Linked DNA regions of Homo sapiens: region 1 is linked to region 2. A link is an interaction called in ENCODE POLR2A ChIA-PET data of the cell type or tissue named here. Cell type or tissue: A673. All regions are shown on one strand. Each heading gives the region's core, and the rest is flanking DNA. Links, peaks and the distances in the headings are about the cores only. Region 1 overlaps PIP5K1C (phosphatidylinositol-4-phosphate 5-kinase type 1 gamma). Region 2 overlaps CELF5 (CUGBP Elav-like family member 5).

Region 1 (4,377 bases), core at 197-4,196, 360 kb before region 2:
TTTTTTTTTTTTAGTACAGATGAGGCCTCGCTCTGTTGCCCAGGCTGGTCTTGAACTCCTGGGCTCAAATGATCCTCCTCAGCCTCCCAAGGTGTTGGGATTACAGAGTGCTGGGTGAGCCGCCGTGCCTGGCCTCCCCTCGCTTCTGCTCGCCACCACTCCTGACTCTCGTGGACACCCCCCACCTGTTTATCACAGCAGCATTGGAGGCGGCACGCAGCACTCGGAGACCACCCTTCTGTCGTCCAGCAGATACGGACCCAGCGTTGACCCTGGGGGGCCTGGCTTGCTCCGCTGATGGGGAGCTGGCTCTGACCTCATCCGTGTACACCAATGGCGACCAGTTAGGATTTTAAAGGGCGTGACACAGATGGCCTTAGCCCCATGCACACTTCATTGGTTCCATACCCGGAAGACGCAGGGTAGCACCCGTGGGTCTCATCTTCATTCTAGTCCTTAGCAAATCGAGCACCTGTCGAGTCAGTGACACAAAAAAACTTCCACCTGCACGGACCTTCTGCCTAATGTCCAGGAGAGGGCGTGGGGGCAGAGAGACAGCGAGCACATCATGAAACAAACAGCAGGGGCTGAGAAAAAGGGGCAGAGAAGTGGGGAGGAAGGGCTTGGACTGTGGGGTGCCAGGGGCCAGAGTGGGGCCTGCCCATCAGAGATGCAGCTTCCATCCCAGAGCTTACCTTCTAGTCCAGTGTGGCTGCTGAGGTTCCAGCCATCACATCAGCATCTCAGGAGGGAAATAGGTGGGAAGGAGAGAAGGGCAAATACGCAGGTATGCCAGCTGCCTGTCGCCCATCTGTGGAGCCTTCCCTGAGTTCCACCTGACAGCTTCTGCTTATGACTCATGGGGCAGAGCTGGCGTTGTGGCCCCACCCAGCTTCAGGGGTGCTGGGAGCACCTTTTAGCCACGCGCGTCAGCACCCCGGTGCGATCAGGTGTCCGCTCCTAAGGAGAGCAGCAGGCAGCCTGGGGAGTGCGCCCTAGCAGACCAGCCCTCGGGCTGCAGAGTCAGCTCGGCCTCAGGCTCCAGTCCTTGCTGGCTAGCCTCAGGCAAGTCTCTCGCCCTCTCTGAGCCTCTCTTTCCGCATCTGTAAAATGCAGCGACCCGTCATCAGTTCCTGGGGCTGTTGGGCAGACCGGAAGCCAGTGCTGTCTGTGTGTCCGGCAGCTTGGGGCCCGCTGACCCGCCTCCTCTGCTTCCAGTACTCCCTGTGCAATGAGCCGCTGATCGAGCTGTCCAACCCGGGCGCCAGTGGCTCCCTCTTCTACGTCACCAGCGACGACGAGTTCATCATCAAGACCGTCATGCACAAGGAGGCCGAGTTCCTGCAGAAGCTGCTCCCTGGCTACTACATGGTGCGTGGCCCGCCCTGCGGGGCAGATGGCTCCTCGGTCAACCCCCTTCTCCCGGCTGGCGGGAGCAGATGTCTGCAAGGCTTGGGCAAGCAGGCATCCTTGGGGCGTGGTGAGAGGCATCTTGGGTCCCGGGGACTCACCCTCGGGGGTCCCCCGTCAGGCTTCACCAGCACCAGTGTTCAGGAGCCGCCCTCTCTTCCTCCTGTGGCCACACGCCTTGGGGGCCGTCCCCGGGCAGGGCTGGGTGGGCACCGGCCCCTGCCTGGCTCCCCATCCCCACCTTGCCAACACCCCCTATGAGCCGTGGGCCCCAGAACCAGCAGCCTGCGGGCAGCGTCTGTCAGCTGCCACGGAGGCCCAAGGGGCCCAAGGGTGACTCAGAGGGTTCCAGAGAGGAGGGGGATGGGCCACCAGATGGTACCCCACAAAAGACCAGCTGCTCAGGCAGGCGTGAGGCAGCTCCATCCGGCCCACCCCTCATCCCGCATGACTCACAGAAAGGGTGCGTCAGGCCCCGGGAGGGGGGAGTAGGAGTAGGAGCCGGCGGCTGCCACAGTGTTCCTGGGCCTGGGATTCCGGTACTCGCCCAGACGAGGTGGGCGCCTTCCATGTTGCCAGGCCCAAGCTGCTGCCCGGCCCTGGGCAGCACAGCACAGCCTGTGACTCAGTTTCCCTTGAGGCCTCCTCCATCCACTCTCTGTGATGCTTAGCGAGGGGCCCGGGCTCCTTAGATCAGGCTCAGCAAACTCAGTCTTTAAAGGCCCAGAGAGAGTGTTTTTGGCTCTGCGAGCCAGTGTGCTGTGTCTCCAGGACTGAGCTCTGCCTGGATGGCAGCGAGCTGCTGTGACCACATGAGAATGGATGGGCGCGGCCATGTGCCCATACGCATTATTTATGGACCAAGAAATGCGAATTCCATATCACTTTCACGTGTCATCAAAGACTATTTTCTATTTCTCCACTTTTTTATTTATTTATTTATGTTTTGAGACGGAGTCTCGCTCTGTCACCCAGGCTGGAGTGCAGTGGTGCCATCTTGGCTCACTGCAGCCTCCCCCTCCTGGGTTCAAGCCATTCTCCTGCCTCAGCCTCCCGAGTAGCTGGGACTACAGGCGCCCGCCACCACGCCTGGCTATTTTTTTATATTTTTAGTAGAGACATGGTTTCACCGTGTTAGCCAGGATGGTCTCGATTTCCTGATGTCGTGATCTGCCTGTCTCGGCCTCCTGGAGTGTTGGAATTATAGGCGTGAGCCACCGCGCCTGGCCTCTTCATTTTTTTTTTTTTTTTTTTTTTTGAGATGGAGTCTCGCTCTGTCACCCAGGCTGGAGTGCATTGGCGTGATCTTGGCTTACTGCAAGCTCCGCCTCCTGGGTTCAAGCGATTCTGCTGCCTCAGCCTCCTGAGTAGTTGTGATTCCAGGCACCTACCACCACGCCTGGCTAATTTTTGTATTTTTAGTAGAGATGGGGTTTCACCGTGTTGGTCAAGCTGGTCTCCTGACTTCATGATCTGCCTGCCTTGGCCTCCCAAAGTGCTAGGATTATAGATGTGAGCCACTGTGCTTGGCCTTTTTTTTTTTTTTTCTTTTGAGATGGAGTCTGGCTCTGTTGCCCAGGCTGGAATGCAATGGCACAATCTCGGCTCACTGCAACCTCCATCTCCTAGGTTCAAGTGATTCTCCTGCCTCAGCCTCCCAAGCAGCTGGGATTACAGGCATGCGCCACCACTCCCAGCTAATTTTTATTTTTAATAGAGACGGGGTTTCACCATGTTGGCCAGGCTGGTCTCAAACTCCTGACCTCAGGTGATCCGCCCGCCTCGGCCTCCCACAGTGCTAGGATTACAGGCATGAGCCATCGCACTGGGCCCTTTCCACTTTTTAAAAATGGAAAAACCATTCTTAGCTCACAGCCCTACAAAAATAGGTGGTGGCCGGATTCGGCCCAGGGGCTGGAGTTCACCTAGCCTGCCCAGGCTGGTGCCTGAGTCCGCGCCCCTCACTCCTCTCCCTGTGGGTCTGTCTCAGCCCCGACACCTGGGCAGCTTCCCACTGGGTTCGTCATTGAGAGGCTCTGGGCAGGGGGCGCTGTTGCTTCACTTGGGTGCCCCTGAGTCACCCAGTGCCTGCTTGGGGTCTACAGGGTACAGCAGGACCCAGACTCGTCACTGCGCCTGGGGACCCAGATTTGGAGTGAAAGTCTGAGTTGATCAGTTCAACACAGGCAAAGCATAACCAACATAGAGGCTGGGCTCACGCCTGGAGTCCTGGCACTTTCGGAGGCTGAGGTGGGAGGATGGTTTGAGCCCTGGAGGTGGAGGCTGCAGTGAGCTGTGATCGCACCGTTGCACTCCAGCCTGGGCGACAGAGCGAGACCCTGTCTCAAGAAAATACATGTGTGTGTGCGTGTGTGTGTATGTGTTTGTGTGTGCATATACATACATGTATGTATTTTAGGATACAGCATTGCGTTTCCGGCCTCCAGACCTCCCAACAGGCGAGCCCAGCCAGGGCGATGTCTGTGGGCAGGCAGGGAGTGTGGAAGCTTCTGCTGGAACAGAAGCGCCTGCCTTGGGGCCTGGCTCTGTAGAAACAGACCCTCCTGGAGCTCACAGTTGTGGCCCATGAGAGTCAGGGTGCCGTGGGAAGGCCAGCTGGGTGCCTGCATAGGAACGGGGTCCCCGAGGGCTTCTGGGGAGAGAGGGGGGCTGGCCAGGGGCATCCATGAGCCCCCTGAGGCAGAGGCCTGCTTTGCCCGCCCCCGTGAGTCTGTGGCCCAGCCGCCCTCCACGACTTGCCCTCTTCCCCCGGCAGAACCTCAACCAGAACCCGCGGACGCTGCTGCCCAAGTTCTATGGGCTGTACTGCGTGCAGTCGGGGGGCAAGAACATCCGCGTCGTGGTCATGAACAACATCCTGCCCCGCGTGGTCAAGATGCACCTCAAGTTCGACCTCAAGGGCTCCACCTACAAGCGGCGCGCCAGCAAGAAGGAGAAGGAGAAGAG
Region 2 (4,377 bases), core at 124-4,123:
ACCCGGAGGTTTCTTGTAGCCTCTTGAAGCATCACCCCACCTGGGGAGGGTTTGGAGCATGAAGTGGGCCGCGGGAGGGGGTTTCAGACAAGACGGGGGGCTTGGGCGGGGGTGGGGCCGCCTGGCGGCTCACCTGGGCCATGCCTACAGCCTCAGGGCGGCTGTGGGCGCGGTCAGTAGGGGTGTCCCGGGTCTTTGGGCCGCTTCAGCTGGACTTTGAGCCTCTTCATGCCGATCTGGAAGCCGTTCATGGCCTGGATGGCTGCCTGGGCGCTGGCCGGGTTATCAAAGCTCACGAAGCCTGCAGAAACCAGGGTGGACCTCCGTGGTTGGCGCTGCGGGTGTCCTCGGCTTGTTCCTATGCTGTGGCCCTGGCTTCCCGGCTCACGGGGTCCTGAGCAGGCCTGCGTGCACACCTGCACAGGCCAGGGTGTTTGTGGTGGAGGACACACAGCAGCCCTGGCTTTGTTCTGACACCTCTGGACTTGTATACCTCTGAGGATGGGGCACTCACTCCTTATCTTGGGGTCGGCTGTGCTGAGACTTCCCAGCTGGTATAGGGGCCAGGTGGGGCTTCCGAGGGTCCTGGAGGGCCACCTTTTCCCCACCTTCCCTCAGGAGGATGCCTGCCTCCTTCCAAGCCCTCTGTCCAGCCAGGATCTGTGTCTCCAGCTGACTGTGTGTCCACAACTTTGTCTCTCTCTTTTTTTTGCAGAAGGGAGTGGGGACAGGATCTCACTCTGTCACCCAGGCTGGAGTGCAGTGGCGCAATCTCAGCTCACTGCAGCCTCGACCTCCTTGGCTCAAGAGATGCTCCTGCCTCAGCCTCCTGAGTAGCTGGGACCACAGGCCCATACCACCATGCCCAGCTAACTGTCTCTGTTTCTCTCCCCTCCCCTCTTTCTCTCGTTCTCTAGCTTGAGTCTTTTCTTCCTCTCCCTCTCCTTCTGTCTCATCTCTGTCTCTTTCTCTCCATCTCTGTCAGTACCTCTGCTCCAGTCTCTGTCCAGAGGCCATCAGAAATACTCCACCCCATGGCCAGGCGTGGTGGCTCACGCCTGTAATCCCAGCACCTTGGGAGGCCAAGACGGGCAGATCACCTGAGGTCAGGAGTTTGAGACCAGCCTGGCCAACATGGTCAAACCCCGTCTCTACTAAAAATACAAAAATTAGCTACGCATGGTAGTGTCCACCCGTAATCCCAGCTACTCAGGAGGCTGAGGCAGGAGAATCGCTTGAGCCTGGGAGATGGAGCTTGCAGTGAGCCGAGATCGCACTGATGGCACAAGACTCCATTTCAAAAAAAAAAAAAAAAACAAAGTCAAGGGCTGACCCTTTAAACAGGACAGTGTGAGGTTAACAGTCTGGTCTTTGGCCGGGTGTGGTGGTTCACGTCTGTAATTCCAGCACTTTGGGAGGCCGAGGCGGGTGGATCACCTGAGGTCGGGAGTTTGGGACCAGCCTGGCCAACATGGTGAAACCCCATTTCTACTAAAAATACAAAAATTAGCCAGACGTGATGGCGGGTGCCTGTAATCCCAGCTACTCGGGATGCTGAGTCAGGAGAATCACTTGAACCCAAGAGGCAGAGATTGCGGTGAGCTGAGATCGTGCAATTGCACTCCAGCCTGGGCAACAAGAGTGAAGCTCTGCCTCAAAAAAAGCCAAAAAACAAAACAAAAAAAAAGAGTCTGGTTCTACTCCAGGTTCTTCTACCTCTTTCCTGCTGTGTGACTTTGGACAAATTGCAGCCCTTTTCAGAGCCTTAATGTCCTCTGTCTTTGGGTACAAGGAAGTCCTCCCTGAGGCTCACAAGGCCCTGGTCACCCTCCCCTGTCCCCTCTCCATGTTCCCCCTCCTCCCTCTCTCCCCCTCCTCACTCTGCTCCAGCCACATGGGCCTCCTCACTGCTCCTCCAACATGTCAGGCGCCGTCCTGCCTCGGGGTCTTTGCATGGGCTGTTCCCTCTGCCTGGGACACTCTTCCCCCAGATTTCCCATGCCTGGTGCTCCTCATTCAGGCCTCAGTTCTTTTTTTTTTTTTTTTTTGAGTCGGAGTCTTGCTTTATTGCCCAGGCTGGAGTACAATGGCACGATCTCGGCTCACTGCAACCTCCACCTCCACCTCCTGGGTTCTAGTGATTCTCCTGCTGCAATCTCCTAAGTAGCTGGGATTACAGGCACCCACCACCATGCCCGGCTAATTTTTTTGTATTTTTAGTAGAGATGGGGGTTTCACTGTGTTAGCCAGGATGTCTCGATCTTCTGACCTCGTGAACCACCCACCTCAGCCTCCCAAAGGTCTGGGACTACAGGTGTGAGCCACTGCGCCTGGCCATTTTTGTTTTTTTGTATGAGACAGGGTCTTGCTGTGTTGTCTGGGCTGGAATGCAGTGGTGTGATCATAGCTCACTGCAGCCTCGACCTCACGGACTCAAGGGATCGTCCCACCTCCATCTCCCAAGTAGCTGAGACTACCAGTGTGCACCACCAAGCCTGGCTAATTTTTTTTTTGTATTTTTTGTAGAAATGGGGTCTTGCTATGTTGCCCAGGCTGGTCTTGAACTCCTGGGTTCAAGGGGTCCTCACACCTCAGCCTCCTGAGTAGTTGGGACTACAGGCACACGCCACTAAGCTCAGCTAATTAAAAAGGTTGTCTTTTGTAAACACGGGGTCTCATTATGTTACCCAGGCTGGTCTTGAACTCCTGGACTCAAGCAATCCGCCCACCTCAGCCTCTCAAAGTGCTGGGATTGGCCAGGCGCAGTGGATCATGCCTGTAATCCCAGCACTTTGGGAGGCCGAGGCGGGCAGATCACGAGGTCAGGAGATGGAGACCTTCCTGGCTAACACTGTGAAACCCCGTCTCTACTTAAAAAAAAAAAAAAAATTAGCTGGGTGTGGTGGCGGGCGCCTGTAGTCCCAGCTACTTAGGAGGCTGAGGCAGGAGAATGGCGTGAACCCGGGACGCAGAGCTTGCAGTGAGCCGAGATTGCACCACTGCACTCCAGCCTGGGCGACAGAGCGAGACTCTGTCTCAAAAAAAAAAAAAAAAAAGAAACCCAAACCAAAACAAACAAAGTGCTGGGATCACAGGCGTGATCCACTGTGCCCGGCCACAGGCTGGTTCTGATTGTGATTATTTCAGCACAGCCCTGTCCCGAGGCCGACCAAAACCCTCCCATTCCCTGTCAGGGGGCAGGCGAGGGAGGTGGATGGGGAGGGGTGGCGTCGGCGGCCACTCACCGAAACACTTGCTCTGGTTGGTAGCTCGATCCATAAACACCTTGGAGGAAATGATATTGCCGAAGGGTAGGAACATCTGCGTCAGCTCCGTGTCTCCAAACTCCTGGGGGAGGTGGTAGATAAACAGGTTACAGCCCTCGGGACCTGCAGGTGGGGGAGAGAAAGACATAAAGCCCCCAAGGAGAGGAGGCGAACCCCCCCGGGGGAGGGGCACAGGTCTGGAGCCCGCATCTGGCTTCTCCAGCTGTCGGGAGAGGGGTGCCTCAGACACCCAGAAAGAAGGGGCCTGGCCACGGGCTGGGGAGGGAGACGGGACACACCCACCCCTTGCCTGCACTGTACGATCTCACACGGGGCTACTCCGCACCAAAATGGTCCTCAGACTCCAGATAACTGACAAGACCCAGGGGATCCCCTGCTCCCCAAAGCCCAGATCAACCCTCAATCTCTGACCCCAGATACCTGAAAACCCCGAGGAAGGCCACCCTCCAGAAAATCCCTCCCTAAACTTCAAACTCTGGATCATTTACAAAAGTCAGATGAGCTGGGTGTGGAGAATAAGGAAACTTGGTAATATCTTTGCAATAATAATAATAATAATGTCTCTAAAATAAAACTCATTTGTAAAACTCTGGTGTTCAGCCACCATGCGTTGCTAATTTTTTTTTTTTTTTTTTTTTTTTTTTTTTTTTTGAGATGGAGTCTCGCTCTGTCGCCCAGGCTGGAGTGCAGTGGTGCGATCTCGGCTCACTGCAACCTCTGCCTCCTGGATTCAAGCAATTCTCCTGCCTCAGCCTCCCAAGTAGCTGGGACTACAGGTGCCCACCACCAAGCCCGGATAATTTTTGTATTTTTAGTACAGATGGGGTTTCACCATGTTGGCCAGGCTGGGCTCAAACTCCTGACCTCAAGTGATCTGCCCGCCTTGGCCTCCCAAAGTGCTGGGATTACAGGCGTGAGCCATTGCACCCAGCCTGGCTAATTTTTGTAGAGGTTTCGCTATGTTGCCCAGGCTAATCTGGAACTCCTGGGCTCAACCGATCCTCCTTCCTCAGACTCCCAAGGTGATGGGATTACAGGGGTGAGCCACTGCGTCTAGCCAAAAAAAAATTTTTTTTATTATTTCCCTTTC

Evidence for each region. ChIA-PET counts read pairs that join two places held together with the same protein. Peaks named below come from ENCODE experiments on the same cell type or tissue, not always from the same donor. Only the 100,000 strongest peaks of a DNase experiment are listed, where the experiment ranks them.
Region 1: POLR2A ChIA-PET joins it to region 2 with 7 read pairs; 2 of 35 experiments call an interaction of 5 or more read pairs at or near these places.

What each region holds. Positions count from the first base shown.
Region 1 is chr19:3,653,399-3,657,775 of GRCh38, reverse strand. PIP5K1C (phosphatidylinositol-4-phosphate 5-kinase type 1 gamma) reads left to right here. Exons shown (of 18, transcript NM_012398.3): 6 at 1,219-1,371; 7 at 4,187-4,377. Among named protein-coding and RNA genes, the nearest start is that of CACTIN, 29 kb to the right of the region's middle. RefSeq lists silencers at 1,490-1,539, 1,560-1,669. In A673, for the core only: a CTCF peak has its summit at 3,464; a DNase peak (open chromatin) is centred at 1,855; H3K27ac peaks cover 1,289 bases.
Region 2 is chr19:3,289,243-3,293,619 of GRCh38, reverse strand. CELF5 (CUGBP Elav-like family member 5) reads right to left here. Exons shown (of 13, transcript NM_021938.4): 11 at 3,246-3,389; 12 at 134-301. The coding sequence ends at 174. Among named protein-coding and RNA genes, the nearest start is that of CELF5, 67 kb to the right of the region's middle. In A673, for the core only: no CTCF peak of the experiment used is centred there; no DNase peak of the experiment used is centred there.